Linked DNA regions of Homo sapiens: region 1 is linked to region 2. Evidence: chromatin loops called from intact Hi-C (ENCODE). Cell type or tissue: B cell. All regions are shown on one strand. Links, peaks and the distances in the headings refer to the core of each region. The heading gives the core; the rest is flanking DNA.

Region 1 (10,301 bases), core at 4,415-6,914, 68 kb before region 2:
ATAAAATAAATGGATAGCACTAGATGACCACTAAGACCTCTTCCATCAATGAATATTCATGGATCAACTTTGTAAAGGAATCAATAGTAGTTGTGAAGTACACTAAGCAAACACCTGAGGGAAAAACTTGATTCCCATGAAAATATTCCTGAACTCAGCACCTTATATGGCAAAATAATAAATACCTTTTATTACTCAATTTTAAAATAGGCAAAAAGCAATGTATAATATTTTTCCAATTGCCATTCCATACTCAGCTGTCTTATTGTTGCACACTTATTAGAACTCAATGTGACTGAGATGTGAAAGGTTGATATAATTCTATTTATGACAGGGACTTAGGGAACTTATTCTAATTGAGAATCAGAGGCTTAATAAACCTGAAGGTTTAAGTGAAAGAAATGACATTGAAAGAATCACTGCATATCTGATGTTTTCAAATAAAACAATCTCTGTTTTCTGGTTTTGATAGAATATTGTGTTCTAAAGCTATATTTCTCAATGTGTGGTTCCACTGAGGGAAAGAAAAAAAAAAAAACCTAGCATAGCCAAATACCTCAAATGGTATAAATGCTATGTGTATTTACTCTGTTGTTCTTTAGTTGTATCAATATTCTGTTAAAAACCTGTTCGAAGTAGGGCAAGATGAGAATTATATTAAAAAGCCCTGAGCTATCCTCTTGGATTTGAATGTTTCTGTTTGGTTTGTTTCCTTTGCTTTGTTTTTTTTTTCAAAGAGCTCCTGTTTGTAGAAATTAGATATTTTTCTATCTATGAAGTCAGCCTCTGTTCCACCAGTCCCCTGAGAAAAAGCCTTAGGTAGAGAAAAGGGCTAGTTCTCTACAGTGACGTTATTTATTATTATTATTGTACATTTGTGTTGTATTTCATAGCTTCCAAAGTCCTTTCATGTAAGTATTTGATATTCAAAACCATTCCTGTGGAGCTGGCATTGCTTCTATTTTTAAAATAAGAAAACTGACCTTGGATTTGTGAACATTTGATGCATTTACAAGTACAATTTCTTCATTTATTAATTCCCACACATGACTAACTTGTTATGTATCTGTATGCCTAACAGAACCTGGGCCTGGCCCAGGAAACCATTTTCTCCTAGGCCTCCAGGCCTGTGATGGGAGGGGCTCTGGTGAAAACTCTTGACACAGACTGGAGACATTTTCCCCATTGTCTTGGAGATTAACATTCATCTCCTCATTACTTATGCAAGTTTCTGCAGCCAGCTTCAATTTCTCCTCAGAAGATAGGTTTTTCTTTCTATCACGTTGACAGGCTGCAAATTTTCCAAACTTTTATGCTCTGTTTCTTTCATAAAACAACCCAAGTCACCTCTTGAAAGCTTTACTGCTTAGAAATTTCTTCCTCCATGTGAGAAATGGGAGTTCTTTTTCAAAGATTATAAAAAGTCACAATTTCTTACTATAAGATTGCTATATATATATAGTGGATTATATATATATATATAGTGGATTATATATATATAGTGGATTATTTATATATATATATATATAATGGATTTTATATATATATATAATGGATTATATATATATATTCCAAATCAGCTGTCCTAGCTTGCTCCGGCATGCCTGGACAGAAGTAGACAAGCCCCAGCCCATAGTGCATGCCACTCCTTATTTGGAGATGCTTCCTTAAGTATCCCTGGGCAACTTCCTTTTCTTTCTTTGTTCTATTCCCCTTACCTAATTAAGAAAGTTTTAAACTAATAACCAATCAGGTAAAGTGTAAAATGTGAGGTCCTATTCCAGCCAATGAAAACTGGACACAGCAGTAGGGTAGACATGTCAGGTTATAAATTACTCTGTCTCCTTTGTTTGGTGTGCTCTCGTGGCTGGATGGCTACTGAGTAGCACCCTTTCTGCAGAAAGTAAAGCTCACCTGGCTGAGAGATTGTTTGTTCCTGCATTCTTTTTTTTTTTTTTTTTCGACACCAAAAACTTCATTCCCAACATCCAGATGTCCTAAATGATCTCTCTCAAGTTCAAAGTTCCACAAATCTCTAGGGCAGGGGCAAAATGCCACCAGTCTCTTAGATAAAACATAGCAAGAGTCACCTTTACTCCAGTTCCCAACAAGTTCTTCAACCCCATCTGAGACCACCTCAGCCTGGACCTTATTGTTCATATCACTATCAGCATTTTGGTCAAAGCCATTCAAGAAGTCTCTAGGAAGTTCCAAACTTTCCCACATCTTCCTGTCTTCTTCTGAGCCTTCCAAATGGTTCCAACCTCTGCCTGTTACCCGGTTCCAAAGTCACTTCCACATTTTCAGGTATCTTTTCAGCAATGACTCATTCTAACTGGTACTAATTTACTGTATTAATCCATTTTCACGCCACTGATAAAGACCTACCCAAGACTGGGCATTTTACAAAAGAAAGAGATTTATTGGACTTACAGTTCCACCTGGCTGGAGGGGCCTCACAATCATGGCAGAAGGCAAGGAGGAGCAAGTCACATCTTGCATGGATGGCAGCAGGCAGAGAGAGAGCTTATGTAGAGAAACTCCCATTTTAAAAACCATCAGGTCTCATAAGACCCATTCACTATCACAAGAACAGCATGGGAAAGACCCACCCCCATGATTCAATCATCTCCTACTGCGTCCCTCCCACAACTCATGGGAATTATGGGAGCTACTGATGAGATTTGGGTAGCGATACAGAACCAAATCATATCACTACCCAAAGGAAAAGAAATAATTGTATTGAAAAGACACCTGCATCCATATGTTTATCACAGCACTATTCCAAAGACGAAGTCATGAAATCAACTCAAGTGGCAGGTATGTAATGTCCCTGTTATTTCCGATTGCGTTTATTTGAATTGTCTCTTTTATTCATGGTTATTCTAACCAACAGTCTATCAATATTTTTTATCTTTTCAAAGAGCCAATTTTTCATTTTTTGCTCCTTTGTATCATTTTTTTGGTCTCCATCTCATTTAGTTCTGCTTTGATCTTTTATTTCTTTTCTCTGCTAGCTTTAGGTTTTGTTTGTTTTTGTTTTTCTAGGTTTTTTTTTTTTTTTTTTTTAGGTACAATGTTAGATTGTTAATTTGAGATCTTCCTATCTCTTTAATGTAGGCATTTAACACTATAAACTTTCCTCTTAGAACTGCTTTTGCTGTATCCCAGAGGTTTTGGTATGTTGTGTATCTAGTTTCAAAATTTTTTATTGATTTCTGCCTTAATTTCATTGTTTACCCAAAGATCATTCAGGAGCAAGTTGTTTAATTTCCATGTATTTGTATAGTTTTGAGATTTCCTCTTGGTATTGATTTCTAATTTTATTCCACCCTGGTCCAAGAAGATACTTGATATGATTTTGATTTTTTTAAATGTATTAAGACTTGCTTTATGGCCAAGTATATGGTCTATTTTAGAGAATGTTCTATGTACTGATGAGAGAAATATATATTCTGCAGTTATTGTGCACTGTTCTGTAAATGTCTATTAGGTCTAGTTGGTTTAGAGTCATTTCAGTCTAGACTTTCTTTGTTGATTTTCTGCCTCCATAATCTGTCTAGTATTGTCAGTCAGGTATTGAAGCCCAACACTATTATTTTTTTTTTTTTTTTGAGGCGGAGTCTTGCTCTTTCGCTCAGGCTGGAGTGCAGTGGCGCTATCTCAGCTCACTGCAAGCTCCGCCTCCCGGGTTCATGCGATTCTCCTGCCTCAGCCTCCCGAGTAGCTGGGACTACAGGTGCCCACCACCATGTCCGGCTAATTTTTTGCATTTTTAGTAGAGACAGAGTTTCACCATGTTAGCCAGGATGGTCTCGATCTCCTGACCTCGTGATCCGCCTGCCTCGGCCTCCCAAAGTGCTGGGATTACAGGCGTGAGCCACCGCACCCGGCCTCACCACTATTATTTTATTGCTGTTGATCTCTTTTCTTACATCTAGGAATATTAGTTTTATGAATCTGGGTGCTCCAGTTTGGGGTACATATATACTTAAGGTTGTTATATCTCCTTATTGAATTGATCCCTTTATCATTATATAATGATCTTCTTTGTCTTTTTTTTTTTTTTTTTTTTTTTACTGTTGTTGATTTAAAGTCTATTTTATCTGATATAAGTATAGCTACTCCTGCTCACTTTTGGTTTCCATTTGCATGGGATATTTTTCTCACCCCTGTACTTTGAGTCTTTACTCATTAGGTGGCATTCTTGTAAGCAGCATATGGTTGAATTTGTCTTTTTATTCAATTCACCAGTCTAAATTTTTAAAGTGGAGCATTCAGTTCATTGACATTCAAGATTAATATTGATATGTGAGGTTTTATTCTTGTCATAATGTTAATTGTTACCTAGTTGCTTTCTAGTCTTATAATTGCTTTATAAGACCCATGAGTTTTCTTTTGTGTTCTTTTATAATGGCAAATATTATCCTTTTGTTTCTATGTTTAGAATTTCTGTGAGAATTTCTTTTAGGGCCAGGCTAGTGTTAACAAATTCCCTTAGCATTTGCATGTCTGAGAACTACTTCATTTATCCTTCATTTATGAAACTTGGCTTAGGAGGATACAGAATTCTTGGCTGGCAGTTCCTTTCTTTAAGAAGATTAAAAATGGAACCCCAATGTCCTCTGACTTGTAAGGTTTATGCTGAGAAGTCTGCTGTTAGTCTGATGGGATTTCCTTTATAAGTTATTATATGTTTCTCTCCTGCTGCTTTTAGGATTTTTTCCTTCACATTGACTTGAATAGTCTGAAGACTATATACCTTGATGAGGTATATCTTGTAGAGTATCTTCTAGGGATTCTCTTTGCTTCTTGTATCTGAATGCCTAATTCTCTAGCAAGACTAGGGACGGTTTCCCAAATTGTTCCCTTGGATAGGTTTTCCAAGCTTTTTACTTCTTCTTCTTCTTGCTTAAGATTGCCTATAACTCATAGGTTTGGTCACTTTACATAATCCCATATTTCTTGAAGGCTTTGTTTATTTATTTTATTTTATTTTTTAAATTTTTGTCTGCCTAGGTTAAATCAAAGGATTGGTCTTCGAGCTCTAAAAGTCTTTCTTATGCTTGTTCCAGTCTATTGTTAAAGCTTTCAGTTGTATTTTGTAACTCCTTCAATAATTTTTTTTATTTCCAGAAGTTCAGTTTGCTTTTTAATATGTATTTCTTTAGTAATTGTTTATTCATATTCTGAGTTTTTTTCTGATTTCGTGTTGGTTTTCAACTTTATCTTGGACCTCATTGAGCTTCCTTACAATACATATTTTAAATTCTTTATCTGTCATTTTAGAATTTTCATTTTGATTAAGATCCATTGCTAGAGAGCTAGTATGATCCTTTGGGAGTGTTGAAACACTGGTTTTTTATACTGTTGGAATTCTTACGCTGATTCCTTCTCATCTGAGGAAGCTATCATTTTTTATTTTTGAATTTACTTTCTTTTGAATGACACTTTTTTTCCCTCGAGGGTGTGACTGTAGTAATGTATATTGTGTATAATCATTTGGCTTTGATTCTGGGTGCTTTCAGTGAGCCAAGGTTCTGTATGAGTTCCTTAGTTATAGATAGCTTTTGTGTGGTGGCTTTCTTAAATGCTGATTGTAGTAGCAATGTATTGGGTATATAAGCAGGCTCACTACCTTCTGCCGGGCTGAGAGTGCAGAGGCCTCAGGAAGCTTATCTCATTCCCTAGCACTGTGCTCTTCAGTCAGCAGGTTTTATATTTGGTTGGGCACTTCAATTTCCAGTCCAGTAGGTGGTGCTTATGGGTAAAAGCTGGCTACCACAGAGGTTGATGCCTATGTTCTTTTTCTTTGTTCACTGGGAGGGGATTTCTGTTGTCACAGGCAGTTGGCTGGTCTGTGGACTACTCAATGCCCTGAGTTCCTCACTCAGCCCAGAGCAAGGGACAAATTTGGGCAGAGCTGGACTTCCAAACTCGTCTTTGAATACCCCAGTTACTAGTGGAAGCACCCACCCTGATGGGGCAGGGGGGCAGAGAGGGGCTCAGGGTCCTGAGGTCTCCACTATGGGGGGATAAAGGAGGCTGCACTAAACAAGAAGACAGTCTGCTTCCCTATCACACACCTGTCCAGGGGCTTTTGTTATTTGGTTCAAATAGATATTGTCCTTATCCTCAGCCCACAATTCAGCTGAGGTCAAGAAACATTCCCATTCCATGGCTACTCCTGAAATGGCCTTGGGGCAGAACCTCTTCCCTCAAACCTTAACAGACAGCTCTGCAACTCACTTGCACTCTGCCATAGGAATGCGAATGCTCCACATTGGGATGGGCCCCACCCTTTGTGCAAGCTTAGGCCAGTAGGCACACCATCTGTGGGGGTGAATTAACCCTCAATAGCCCTAGAAATGTTCTCCCCAGGTGCTGTTGTGCCAATTCCCAGCAGGGACAGCTGCTACTGTGTCAATTCCCAGCAGGGACATCCACAGCAGTAGATGAGGGGTGGAGGAGACCTTATTTCCACATCCGTTCCAGGCACTGGTACTGCCTGGCTGCTGTGGTGGAACCACCCTCCTCCCCTACAGAGCCCAACACCACACCCATTTCTCCGCTGGGAGGGGCACAATCATCGTCTTCTCACAAGCAGGGAGCTCTCAGGCAGATGAGAGTGCACAGTCTGGTTTCCTTTGTCCCAAAGGGTGCTTTGGCACTCTCTCCCTTTGGTGTGGGTGAGGGTGGGATTTTTGATCTGCAGTTGGCTGTATCCACAGACACAGCACCTGCAGATATGGAGGGCCAACTGTACTGCCTCTATGCTGGAACTTTAGCTGCACCTTCAAAAGACTATCCTAATGGTTTATCGGCCAGCAATTTCTACATAGTGTGATGTATAATACAACCAGTGGGTTCCACAGTCAGGACACCCCTCCTGAAACTCCTTTACTGCAAAGTGATACCTCTGATTGGATGCTTGCTTCTGTGGGATTCTATGCCTGTGAATCAGGAACTCAGTAAATCCCCAAATTGTGGTGTTGGCTAAGACTCTGAGGGCTGGAAAGTCAAATTCATATCCAGAATGGGTGTCAGAACAGGTATCTGTTTCAACGAGAAAGAACTATTGACTTTTCCACGATGGAAGGGGACTAATATAGTCAATTTATTACAAAATGCCAGTTGGTCTTTTCAAATAGTAGCATGGTGGGGACTCATCTACATTGTTGATAGGTCATACATACAGAGGTATTTGGATCAGCCTCAATAAGTGGGAGTTCATACAAACAGACTTATGTGTTGCATTCATGCATTCCATTTGCCTGTAATACTTATTCTGGGTAGAAAAAGGACCAAGGCTGACTAATGTCAACTGGTTGAGTCATTTTGTCTATTGATTATTCAGTGGCTCTGATAGGCATTAATCTATAGAAACTTTTCACACACCATTCCCACTCCCATATCTCCACTCATATGTCATTGGCCCAGACCCTCTTATTTCTGATCTTCCAATTCTTTTATTTCTAAACCCCTGAACTCTGGCCAGGCATTTGCCACAGTTCACACTTATTTTCACCTCAGGCCACTTCTGCTTTCATACAAAGTGAATGGCCAGGTACACCCAAAGTTCCACCTTGAAAATGTTCTCTCACCACTGTCTTTCAAGGCCGCCGCCCCTGAGTATGGCTGTAATGTAGCCATTGTCCATTTTCAGCTTGTACCCACCTGTCAAGCCAACCAACTGATAAACCAAGAATGAACTTTTTTTCATTTCCTTTATCTAGTGGGACAGGAACCCATCTCTCATATGGTGCTAAGTGAGAGCTGAAAGAAGATTACTGGTACAACTGTGGTGGGTGATATGGAGCTCTAGCTTGTCTGCTTACGTAGTTTACTTATGCCCTCTGTTTCTACTTAGATACAATCTTAAATGTACCATTTACATCTTATAGATATGTTGTAACTGGAACTGCCTAACTTTATGATTCAATCTGACAAAACACAAATCATGATGGATGGTTCTGGACACATGGTCACTTGGTATCCTATCAGTTTCTATGCTTCTGTCTTTGTAATAGAGAATACAAATGCAGCAATTTGTGCATCAGCATCTTCCTGACCCCTGAATTTCTAAAGTTCTTATTGAAGTGACAGATTCCTCTGGAGTGCATATGCCTTACCAAGACCTCTAGTATGCTAGTCACTTCTTGCTCATCCTGCCAGATCAGCATGATGCCATTAATATAATAAATCAATTTGAAATTGTACAGGATTCCAGACAGTCCAGATCTCTTCTAAATATTTTCTGTCAGTGGGTAGAACTGTTAACATAGCTCTAGGGCAAAATTTTATTCTTTCCATGTGAGTGCAAACTATTTCTGATTCTCTTGATTGATTAGGATTAAAAAAACACATTTGCCAAACTAATGCTGCATACTATATATCTGAGGCCTTATTAATCTGCTCAAGCAATAATACAACATTCAGCATGGCAGCTATGACTGGTTCTATTACTTGGTTGACCTTGTGGTAGTCCACAGGTTTCCTCCAAGATCCATCTATTTTCAGCAGGGACCAGACTGGTCCATTAAAAATACATAGGATAGGCCAGGTATTGTGGTTCATGCTTATAATCCTAGCACTTTGGGAGGCTGAGGTAAGTGGATTGCCTGAGCACAGGAGTTTGGGACCGACCTGGGCAACATGGTGAGACCCCACCTCTACTAAAAATACAAAAAATTAGCCAGGTGTGGTGGTGCATGCCTGTAATACCAGGTACTCAGGAGACTGAGGTACGAGAATCACTTGAATCTGGGAGGTGGAGGTTGCAGTGAGCTGAGATTGCGCCACTTCACTCCAGCCTGAGCAACAGAGTGAGACTCTGTGATATAGTTTGGCTGTGTCCCCGCCCAAATCTCAATTTGAATTGTATCTCCCAGAATCCCCATGTGTTCTGGGAGGGACCCAGGGGGAGGTAATTGAATAATGGAGGCCAGTCTTTCCCATGCTATTCTTGTGATAGAGAATAAGCCTCACGAGATCTGATGGGTTTTTCAGGAGTTTCTCCTTTTGCTTCTTTTTCATTTTCTCTTGCTACCACCATGTAAGAAGTGCATTTGCCTCTCGCCATGATTCTGAGGCCTCCCCAGCCATGTGGAGGTATAAGTCCAATTAAACCTCTTTTTCTTCCCAGTCTCAGGTGTGTTTTTATCAGCAGCATGAAAAAGACTAATTCAGTAAATTGGTACCAGTAGAGTGGGGCATTGCTAAAAAGATACCCAAAAATGTGGAAGCTACTTTGGAACTGGGTAACAGGCAGAGGTTGGAACAGTTTGGAGGGCTCAGAAGAAGACAGAAAAATGTGGGAAAGTTAGAGATTTGGTGAATGGCTTTGACCAAAATGCTGATAGCAATATGGACAATAAGGTCCAGGCTGATGTGGTCTCAGATGGAGATGAGGAACTTGTTGGGAACTGGAGTAAAGGTGACTCTTGTTATGTTTTAGCAAAGAGACTGGCGGCATTTTGCCCCTGCTCTAAAGATTTGTGGAAGTTTGAACTTGAGAAATATGATTTAGGGTATTTGGTGGGAGAAATTTCTAAGCAGCAAAGCAAGAGGTGACTTGGGTGCTGTTAAAGGCATTCAGTTTTATAAGGGAGGCAGAGCATAAAAGTTTGGAAAATTTGCAGCCTGACTAATTTCTTCTGGGGAGAAATTGAAGCTGGCTGCAGAAATTTGCATAAGTAGCAAGAATTCTAATGTTAATCTCCAAAACAATGGGGAAAATATCTCCAGGCCATGTCAGAGACCTTTGTGGAAGCCCCTCCCATCACAGGCCAGTAGGAAAAAGTGGTTTTGTGGGCTGGGCCCAGGGTCCCCGTGCTGTGTGCAGTCTAGGAACTTGGTACCCTGTGTCCCAGCTGCTCCAGCCGTGGCTGAAAGGGGCCAAGGTACAGCTGGGGCTGTTGCTTCAGAGGGTAGAAGCCTCAAGCCTTGGCAGCTTCCATGTAGTGTTGAGCCTGTGGGTACACAGAAGTCAAGAATTGAGGTTTGGGAACTTCAGCCTAGATTTCAGAAGATGTATGGAAATAACTGGATGCCCAGGCAAAAGATTGCTGCAAGGGCGGGGCCCTCATTGAGAACCTCTGCTAGGGCAGTGAGGAAGAAAATGTGGCATCAGAGACCCCACACAGAGTCCCTACTGAGGAACCACCTAGTGGAGCTGTGAGAAAAGGACCACTGTCCTCCAGACCCCAGAATGGTAGATCTACCAACAGCTTGCACCATGCACCTGGAAAAGCCACAGATACTTAATGCCAGCCCATGAAAGCAGCTGGGAGAGAGGCTGT
Region 2 (10,301 bases), core at 3,451-5,950:
ATGCACTGGCTGCCCTGGGTTTGTATCTTTCACAACAAAGAGTCTTTTCCAAGCACAGACCAGAGGTCAGGAGAGGACTGTCAATCCAGTTTGCACTGAAATAGGCATTAGCTGCCTCTAAATTATAAATTATCTCAGCCATCCCTTGTCCTTAGGATTAGTAATTAATGAAATGCTAAGAGAACTGATGAAAAGATACAACTGTTTCTTAAAAAGATTCAGACAAATTTATTATGGGTTTACTTTTCCTAATTAATAAAGACTTTTACATCATAGAAAGCATTACCTTCCTTAGGTTTCACAATTGGTTTTTCCTTAGGTGGAATAAATGCTTTGTTTCTTTCCTCTTGTCTCTTACTGATGGCTTCTGCTTGTTTAGCCTACATTAATAAATAAAAAATATATCAGTTAAATGTATTTATAGTTAAATAATTCAAGTATCTATGAACTTTGCTATTCATGTGAGCCAGACATAAAGTGCCGTACCTTTATTGCTTCCATTTTCTGCCGCTTCTTCTGATTTGCCTTCAAAAAGTATTCACCACTAGCCAATTCTTTATCGATCTGTTGAAAACGGTATTTACAATTACATCAGAAATAATGTAGAGGAGAAGTCATGTCCTAAGCAAGTCACAATATCCTTAGGGTAAAAACAATGGGGTCAAACTGATTTATTAATAAAAATGGTAGTGACATAAAGGAAACAGAGTCTAAGCTGAGGGGAATACATACACAAAAGTGTGGAGGTAGGAAAGCACCTCCATGGAATACAACCCAGAGTAGTTCAGGGATATGGCATGGAAGGTCACTGATTCAGAAAAGTGTGAGAAGAAACTGGAGAGAGAGTTTTGGGGAAAATTTGAAGAAGCTTCAATGGCAGACAAAGTAGGAGGGATAAGATTTAGAAATGACTGTAGGTTTCTGAGAAGACTGTAAAGACCAAAGAATAATTTTAATGGAGAGGAATGAAGAATAGATGAGAGCCTGGAATAAAGGTAGTGGCATGCAGAATAAAAGCCAGAACTATCAGGAATTGGTGACTAATTAGCAAAAGCAACAGCTTGTTCATTCAATATACAGCCAACATGTAAAATGTGTATAACTGACCTGTCTCCCACTTACATAGCATTATTATATCTAAGGCACTGTTCTAAGCTCTTTATAATTACTCATTTAATCCTCACTAACAATTCTTTAAGATAGGTATTACCATTACTCCCACTTTAGGTATGGGGAAACTTAAGTATGGATGGGATAAATAACTCGCCCAGTCACATAATGAATTAAGTGTTAAGAACAAGTCAATCGAGACATCACTGTTTCAAGAAGCTTACACAGCTACAGAAGAAAGATAAGTCAATTACTACAAGAAAGGGCCATAAGAAATAAGGCAGGTGTTATGGAAGCATGGTTTAATGACTGCATCACTCCACTTTCCCCCTAACTACTATCAATTTCCTCCATGATCCAAAACTTCCATTGTTTTTTCACTATGATCATCATTTTCCCCGTCAATCACAAATCTTCCCTGAAAGACTCCAACCATGGTTGTGGAAAAAAGAGATGTAGAAAGCAATGAGTTCACATGCTGAGCAGAAGTAGAAAGGGAAGGCTTTAGGATATAGCCAAGGAAGGGAATAATGAAGCAAGAACCCCCAGGAGACAGGTGAAGATGGAATTCAAAGAACACATAGAAGAGGCTGATGCAGGTGGAAGAAAACCCATACGTGAGAGAAGAGGAAACAGAAAGGGGTTCTTATCTGGTGGTCTCAAATATTTCAATAAAATGCAATGTCATATGCTAAACATGGGAGGGCACTGAGAGAATTAAGAGGAAACATGAATTTTGAATGAAATTAATCCAAAGATAAAACTTTCTCTAACTTAATTTGGTAGCCACGTTGCAAGGAAGAAGTCAAGTTTTTAGACTGATCCAAGTTTTAGAGCTTTGCTGAGAAGGTGGGACAGAAGTAAAAAGGGGCATGAATCAAAACAATGATGTGCAAGAACAAAATGGAAACTGGTCATGGTGGGAAAGGAAATGAAGCAGAAGACACCTGACAAAAGGAATCATAACTTAGAAAAACGGTGGGTGTTACAATTTACAATTTAAGATTTCAGAACAAGAACAACCATAGAGCACACAGTCACAATAATGTTGCCAAATCAGAGAAAAGAGTATTGCAGACTAAACGAACTTTTATCCATGGAACATTTACAGTGGCTACAGGGTCACAAACCTCCTGGATGCAGTTTATAATCAATGTGAACGCCCCACTGCACACCCCCATGCACTCAGCTCAAAATATGCCTATTTATATTTACCCTCAGTTTCTTATAGCTCTGCACACACACACACAATATATATATATACACATATCCCACCTGAAATACTTTCAATAAAGTTTCTGACCAAATACATTAAAATAGATTCTCCTTCATATGAAGTTCTACATTTAGTACTAACCTGACTTTCTGGTTGTGGTGGTGGGAATGGCGTATATTCTTTCTTAACAGTTTTTTTCTTTGGTTCCTTGCGTTTATTCACATTTTTGTGTTTGAACTGTGGCAAAAATCTCTCCCAACTTTGTGATCGTAATTCAGAATCTTTTGCCAACTCTCTCTTAATCATTAAGCTCTTTAGTCATGCAACAAAGTAAAAATTTTTACTTTCCAAAGTCACACATTTGTCAGACTCAGACATTATAAATATTGCTTCTATAAATAATAAAAGAAACAGTTCCTAGTTTCTTTGGTGAAATTAAACCAATTACATAAGCAAAAAGGTAGGTTATCACAAACATGTATAATTATTAGAAAACCATTAGAAATTTAATTACAAAATGCAGAATTGTTAAAATGAGACAAAAATAAAACTGAATTTTCAACCATTATTTCATTAAAACATTTAAAATGCCACTTATAAAAGCAGGGAGGGCTCTTAATTAGCTGATGTTCCCTGCAAGCAGGAAGTTTTCAGTAGCAACTGAAATATCACAGAAAAAGACAAAAGTAAACTTTCTCACGATTACAGAAAACCAGTATTTTCACATTTCCCTATTCCATTTAAATTTCAGACCATGGAACATCAGAGGATGCAAACCAGGGATCAGACACATAGTTTTGTTTTTGTCTGCAATATCCCAATATCCCAATGTAACTCAAAATCACTTTCCCCCAATCTAACAGTGACTTTATAACTTAAGTTCATCAAATTTAAGTGGATTGCTCAACAAACCCATCATAAAATAGTTCTATATACCATGGTTACATTTCCAAGAATAATCAAACTTTGTGCACACAGGGATATAACAGTTCTCTCTCAAAGGAGCTACAATTTGAGTGTTAAATTCATAAAAAGGTTTTAACGCAACATGAGATGTTCCAGATTTTAATAGAAAAAGGCAGATTTCCGAAAGATCATATCCTTAAATACATGGGTTCATAATCTAAGAAAACTGGATTGATATGATCTACAACAGATTCTGTGAAGCTTACTTTCATTGATTACAACTATATAACATATTACAGTATCCCCTTCAGTAGTTTTCACACTGTGCTCCACAGAGAGCTTCTAAGAAGTACCTACAAAACTGGGGTAGAATTAAGTAGGCTGAAGTCTACCCCTAATTTACCCAAAATAGCTCTGCTTTATCTGTTTGTGCATTAGAATTTCATAAAACATTTAATTTCAAGAAAGGTTTCTGTAGCTAAAAGAAGTATGATAATCACTGGTACAGTTATATATAATTACCACTCACTTTAATGTTATAAATTGGATGAATATTCTTCATAGTATCAAGGACTACTTTTCTAACCTGAAATTTGCAAAGAAAAATGAATTAGTCACAAGGATTTTAATGAGCTATGGAGAAGAGGATTAATACTGCAAAAATCAGGTAATGGGTACCAAATTAAATAATGTAATTAAATAATTAAGTAGTTCCTTCAACTGCTCTGAGTGGCTTCTCCATCTTTCATAAAGGCAGTCAATCTCCCTTGAATACAATACAGTTTCTCAATTACTGCTAAAATGTAGCACAGAGAACTAATACAACACTCTAAAGCAATGTGATTTAGGAGGAAGAGGGCTGGAATACAAGGACTGCCACTGCATACAGGAAAATCACTTTCCTGTTCCAGCTTTCTCATTTGTAATATAAGATAAAACCATATACCTCAAGACTCTCTTGTAAGAATTGTATTCAATATACTTAATTATTGCTCCATGAGAAAAGAGCAGACAATTTATGACAAAAAAGGCCAATAGGATTACTATTAAAGGCCCTGGAAAGGAAGCACAACCTCACAAGCCAGATCCAGACAGTAATAGTACCAAAAGGAGTTAACAGAAACAGCATTTGCTCCACAGATTTCCTCACCACATGTAATTTGAGAAGTTAAAGAAAATGTTCATGAAAAGTTATTAAACATTATACTAAAATTCAAACAAAAGAAACTACATCTTGAAGAAAAGTTTTCAGAGTGTGACCTCTACTGGCTGTATACACTACTGCAAATAACTGGATTTTTGCTCAATTTTCCCGTCATTTGGACATATGTAACTATACCATGTTCATACATGCTACAGACTGAAGATCTTAATGCTCATTTAAATTTTATAGTGGGAGGAGTAATAGTGTGCAGACCATCTAATTCAGAAATGGATGTCTCCATAGTTGCCAAGGTTGGCCAAAACATGTTAGGGTCCAGATATGATGATTCCCTTGAATTATATGACATAAAAAGTATTTACTAATGGGAAATCAAAGCACATTCTAAAGAAATAAAATTATAAAGCATTATCCAATAAACTATATTATAACCAAATTATTTGTTCTCTGCTGAAAATGAATCGAAGATAATACATAGTTCTCACCTCTTTTAAGCCACTAAAAGGTCCAATGGCTGAAACTGTGTTTCCCTGAACCATAATGTAACAATTAGTTAAGAGTTCCAATGCCTGTATCAAGAGATCAAGTTAAAATTCATTACTCTGAAAAAGTATTAAGGAAGAGACTCAAGTTTTCCACTAATTAAAAAATACCTTCAATGTAGATCCTTTGGGACCAATAAGCCGTTGTCTTCGTTTTACAAATCTCTCTTTATTCCTTACTAAAGAACCTATTTTAATGATGTCACATGCAACATCATCCTGAAGAATTCGTACTGCCTTTTGCAAAAAAAAAAAAAAAAAGAAGACATTATCAACATTTTTTACAATTACATTCATTTTCCAGGCCCACGCTATTGTTACCTAAGCACAAATATGAAAACTTGATGGTGGGATGTTATAGGTTAACACTGATGCAAACAAAGCAAAGTCTCTGTAATTCTAGATTTACCTGTTCAAATGAAACACTCCTTGCTAACAGTTTTATCAGATCTCTGGCCCTAATGATGATATATGGATCAAAAGTCTTCTTTGTAGTACAAACAGTCATGCTGCCTTCGATCAGGTCCAGGGTTGCATTAACATGCTACAGAAGGAAAGAGCAAACAAGCAGTTGTCTAAAAATGAGTTTTTTTAGATAATTATAAAGCCTCTCCTAACCAACCTATTAATTTCTGTCACCTCTCAATTCCTATCAATTACTTCCCTGAAGAAGCTAGGTAGTTAAGTATAAATAATGAATACTCAATTACTTTCACACTTTACAGACTATAAGAAACTGGAGCAATTGAAACCATTTACCCTTGGTTTTAGAATACTTTGTACCCACTGGAATATAGATTGCCTCTAATTTAAAAATTATAAATCAAACAAATGAGGTCATACTTAAAATCTGACTAAGGTAAAAATGTAAAGCTGTACAGCTTCCCTATTCTGGACCCAGCTCCAGTCTACCATCTGCTCCATTGGGTAAGAATTGACTTTCCCTTTCAAACTTTTTTCGAGCTAATTAGGGGACTAAATACAAAGTAAAAGCAAATTATCATAGTTTCAGAAAAAAGCAATGATTAGAAAACTTAAGCATTAACTTTCAACAGGAAAAAACAGATTTCAACAAAGCGAATTAAAATGCTATTTTCTCACTTGTGAGCATAATCTCAAGAATATTTCAACATAGTTAAGTGCTGAACAATTCAACATATGGTTGAGTCTCTATGAGTTTACAAAAAAAAAATGAGCTCAATCCCAGATGCAGCTACAAAACACAACCTGCAGCTTGCTGAGCCACCTTCACCCACAATGGCACAACCAACTCCAGAGCAGTCCCACAGTTAGAAACACATTTTATATCACAACCTAATACATATACACACACACACAAACAAAGCCAATATCAAAAAAAGATACTTTTACCATGTGATATGTCATTTTCTAAAGGCTCATTATAGCCATTAAATTGACTTCTCAATACACTAATGGGTTTCAATCCCCAGTTTGAAAAAAAAAATGCAGTTATCTAGGGGCATAGCATCAGCAATAAACAAGGAAAAGTTGGACACATCCACATCTTCCATTTAAGATGAAAGGTAATCAATTAGAAACATGACTCAGCTCAGACTGGGACAGATACATGACAACTATCATGGCCTGGAGCAGGCATACTGAAATTGGGACTTCACAGGTGAATTTCAGACAGTTGTGAAGCTCCTAAAATATTAAAGGTATGTAAATTTTTCAAAGTAATTTATTACTCATAAAATTAAAACAAATGAACATTAGGTAAGAAGAAAACTTACTTAAATAGTTTAGAATACCAAAGGAACCAAAGTAACCAGCTATGTTAGCACCATTAAAAAAAAAAAAAAAGCATTAGCATACATACATTTAAAGGCATAAGCAAGAGCAAAGTCTCAAATAAATGTATTGATATAAGATACACATACATGTTCATTTAAGGCTTTCTGCACCAATGGCCAACACTCTTTCAAGTAAGCTTCCCTGTATTTTGGGAACAAAGTTGCGAAACTGCTCTCCTCCAAAAGTCCTCTGGGATTGTCCTCTTTGGAAAAAGCTGGTTCCTTCCAACCATCAGGAACCGTAAGGAGTTCTGATTCATCTACAGAAAGGAAAAAATTTACACATCACATTTTAACTGTCTTTTGGACATACACATCACATTTTAACTGTCTTTTGGACACTTTATGAACATCCTATGCACATATTCACAAACCTTCCAATACTCCTTGCATTTCCTTTTCCCCTGCTTTTTATATTATTCAAGAGTCAAAGAACGTTCCTCTGTCATTATCATCAATTCTCTGTATTAAAATTATCTGTACACATTTCAGTTGCCTCATATGACAAAGTTCCTTAAGAGCAGAAACCCTCTTCACACTAGTTGGCATATGCCAGGCAGATAGTGAGTACTCCAGAAACATGTACTGCACTACACTATCATAAAATTGAAGATTTGAATGCCATTTTGGTTAGTATTTTAAATACAATTAACCTTTCTGACTTTCCTGGAGTGTATGGAATCTGGATGTATGTGTTTGTGTAAAACTTCTGAAAGAGAATTCTAGTTTATCTTTCAGTTAATAATCACTGGTAATTCTAGATTTTCCTAAGCATTTTGAGTGCCTTATTTCCATACGCCTTTCATCGTAACTATAAAAGGTAGAATCTGTATTATTATTCTCATTTTATAGAAGATGGTCTAAAAAGGTTAAGTGACTTGCCTAAGGGAACACAAAGCTCACTCAGCCTGGGACTCCTTTCACTACAAGAAAATGCCTCCTAAGGGCCGTAAATTATCTTCTGAATCATTTATTTAAAAAACTCTTGATCTTGAATTTGAAGAACTCCTTAATTTCAATAGCTATACTCTAATTCAGTTATACTCAAAGGTATGATCCATAGACTTGCAGTATCAGCACAAACTGTAAGTCTGTCAGAAATGCAATTATTGGGCCCCACTACAGACCTACTGAATGAGAATCTCTTCGACGAGGGACAAGAATCTGTGTTTTACCATGCTCAACAGGAGACTCTTAAGCACGGTAAAGTTTGAAAAACACGTCATTACCCTATGTTAGCAGCCTCAGACAGGTAAACTTTCTGCTTATACTCACATCCACGTTGCTATTTCTGGTTCAAATCACAGACAATTGGCTAGTCTTCATATAAAGGATTCTCCAATGTCCTTTAAAGAACACGAATTCCACAAAAGTGATTACTTATATACTATACACATTTCTTTTTTTTTTTTTTTTTTTAAAGACAGGGCCTCGCTCTGTCACCCAGGCTGGAGTGCAATGGCTCCATCCCAGCTCACTGCAGCCTGGACCTCCTGGACTCAAGCGATCTATTCTCTTGCCTCAGCCTCACAAGTAGCTGGTACTACAGGCATGTGCCATCATGTCCGGCTAATTTTTTTTTTTTTTTTGTAGCGAAAGGGTTTTGCCATGTTGACCAGACTGGTCTCCTGGGCTCAAGCAATCCCCCCTCCTCAGCTTGCCAAAGTGCTGGGATTACAGGTGTGAGTCACTGCAACTAGTTACTTACAATGTTTACCTGACGAAGTCCCTATCCAATTTAAACACTTCAAAGGCTATGGATAATTTTTTTTAAAATCCCCACTACAACCTCAGGAAAAAAACTGACAAAAGAAATACTCAGGAGTTTCACAATTAAGGAAGCCTCAAAACATGTGAAAAGATATGCAACCTCATAGGTGATCAGAAAATGCAAACTAAAACTGCAACCAAATACCATTTCATAACTACCAAAATGACAGAAATTCAAAATTCAGATAACATGTATTCATACTAATGTAAGGCAATGACAACTTTCGTCCACTCCTAGTGGGAACAAAACTGACACTAGCACTTTGGAAAAAAGTTAGCATTACTTACACACACCCTACACTTCAGTGATTCCAATCCTATGTTCACAACCTAGAGAAACCCTTGAACATGTTAACCAGAAGACATGTACAAAGATGTTTTAGCAGTATTGTTTATAATTGCAAGCAATTGGGAACAATCCAAATGTCCACCGATAGTAAAATGAAAAAATAAATTGGGGTATATTCATACAAGGAAACACCACATAACAGTGAAAAGACTAAAACTACACCCGCAAGTATCACCCTGTTTGAAAAACAAAAAGCTAAATCTAAGAAGACACAGAAAAATGCATACGGTCCACTTTCATGTATATAAAATTAAAAAACAGGCTAAATTAAGCCACTTCATGACTACAAGAAGAGGAACAGAATGCAACACAATTCAGGGTGGTTACGTCTGATACAGGAAAAGAGAATATGATCTGAGAGGTGCACGTAAGGGTTTGAGGGGTATGGTAATGCTCTATTTTACTTAGTCTGAATGCTAGTTTCCCGCATGGTTTTATTAAACTCTATATAAGTTGTATCCCCTGCTATGTACGTTACATAATCATTTAATGAGCAACAACAAAGAAACTTTGAATACTTTCCCAATGCATCTAAATTGAGAGTTCAATGTTTTTAACACTTCCTATAAGCCTGGTTGAACAGATCCCCAGGCTATTTATGACTTCTCTATCATTCACACTGAAGAAAACGGGTAAAACCAGACTACAACGCAGGAGTTAACAATTAAAAGGTAACACAACCTAAACAGTAAGGGCTGTGTCGTCTAATATTTTAGCATCTGACAAACAGGAATTGATAATCTTTCAAAATGTCTTTACTGACAAACTAGAGCTAAGGACATGTCGGATAGCTCCTTTCCCCATACCTCACCCCATTATCAGGGTCCACTCTTGTATATCATGACTACCTATTCCCACCTCACCCTATTCCTCATTCCGTCAGTGACTTTCAGCCACCCGCAGGCTTACAAGGTTCTGCGTCGCCCTAGGCATTTTCTTAATACTCATCCTTTTACAAAAGACGTAATCCGCAACAGCTTCGCTTTGGGGACCCTTTAGCAAAAGCAATGAATTAGGAACACCTGGGTGGCACCATATCGGCCAGCCGTTCCTGTGGGCCCAGCCAAAATCTTATCAGCGATTATTCAGGTACTCAACTACACAGTACAGGCTCCAGGTGGTTTTATAAGTCCACGAGGAACGAAAGAAAAAAACATCGCAACTCAACGTACACAAACCCCAGGCTTCGGTTCCCACATAACATCACCTTGGTTCTCCGGCTTCGGCTTCTGGTTACGAAATTCACTTTTTCCAGCGCCTTTTTCTGGCCGCTCCAGCGAGGGAGACGCCATTTGCAAGCTGCTTCCGGTGGCTCCGGAAATGAAACTGTTCTTAAACCCTACCGGCTAAAACGCCTACACTCAAAATGAGTTCCGCGGAACTCAGACGAGGAGATCTGCGCAGTCTCCGTGCGTACGTGCGTTAAGCCCGC

Evidence for each region. A loop is a pair of places that touch in the nucleus more often than their neighbours do. Peaks named below come from ENCODE experiments on the same cell type or tissue, not always from the same donor. Only the 100,000 strongest peaks of a DNase experiment are listed, where the experiment ranks them.
Region 1: a loop joins it to region 2, with 15 times the contacts of the local background. A loop is called at or near these places in 11 of 110 quality-filtered maps.

Annotation. Positions count from the first base shown.
Region 1 is chr12:75,432,004-75,442,304 of GRCh38, forward strand. GLIPR1L2 (GLIPR1 like 2) reads left to right here. Exons shown (of 6, transcript NM_001270396.2): 6 at 1-685. Among named protein-coding and RNA genes, the nearest start is that of GLIPR1, 44 kb to the right of the region's middle. In B cell, for the core only: a CTCF peak has its summit at 5,758 (motif pointing right); a DNase peak (open chromatin) is centred at 5,788.
Region 2 is chr12:75,501,437-75,511,737 of GRCh38, forward strand. KRR1 (KRR1 small subunit processome component) reads right to left here and starts at 10,173. Exons shown (of 10, transcript NM_007043.7): 1 at 10,077-10,173; 2 at 6,838-7,010; 3 at 5,346-5,480; 4 at 5,048-5,173; 5 at 4,880-4,963; 6 at 3,762-3,818; 7 at 2,468-2,638; 8 at 487-564; 9 at 287-380. The coding sequence starts at 10,161. It overlaps GLIPR1 (GLI pathogenesis related 1), which reads left to right. Exons shown (of 6, transcript NM_006851.3): 6 at 1-2,427. RefSeq lists enhancers at 9,386-9,930, 9,931-10,301, 9,981-10,140. In B cell, for the core only: CTCF peaks have their summits at 4,517 (motif pointing left) and 4,717; a DNase peak (open chromatin) is centred at 4,505; H3K27ac peaks cover 563 bases.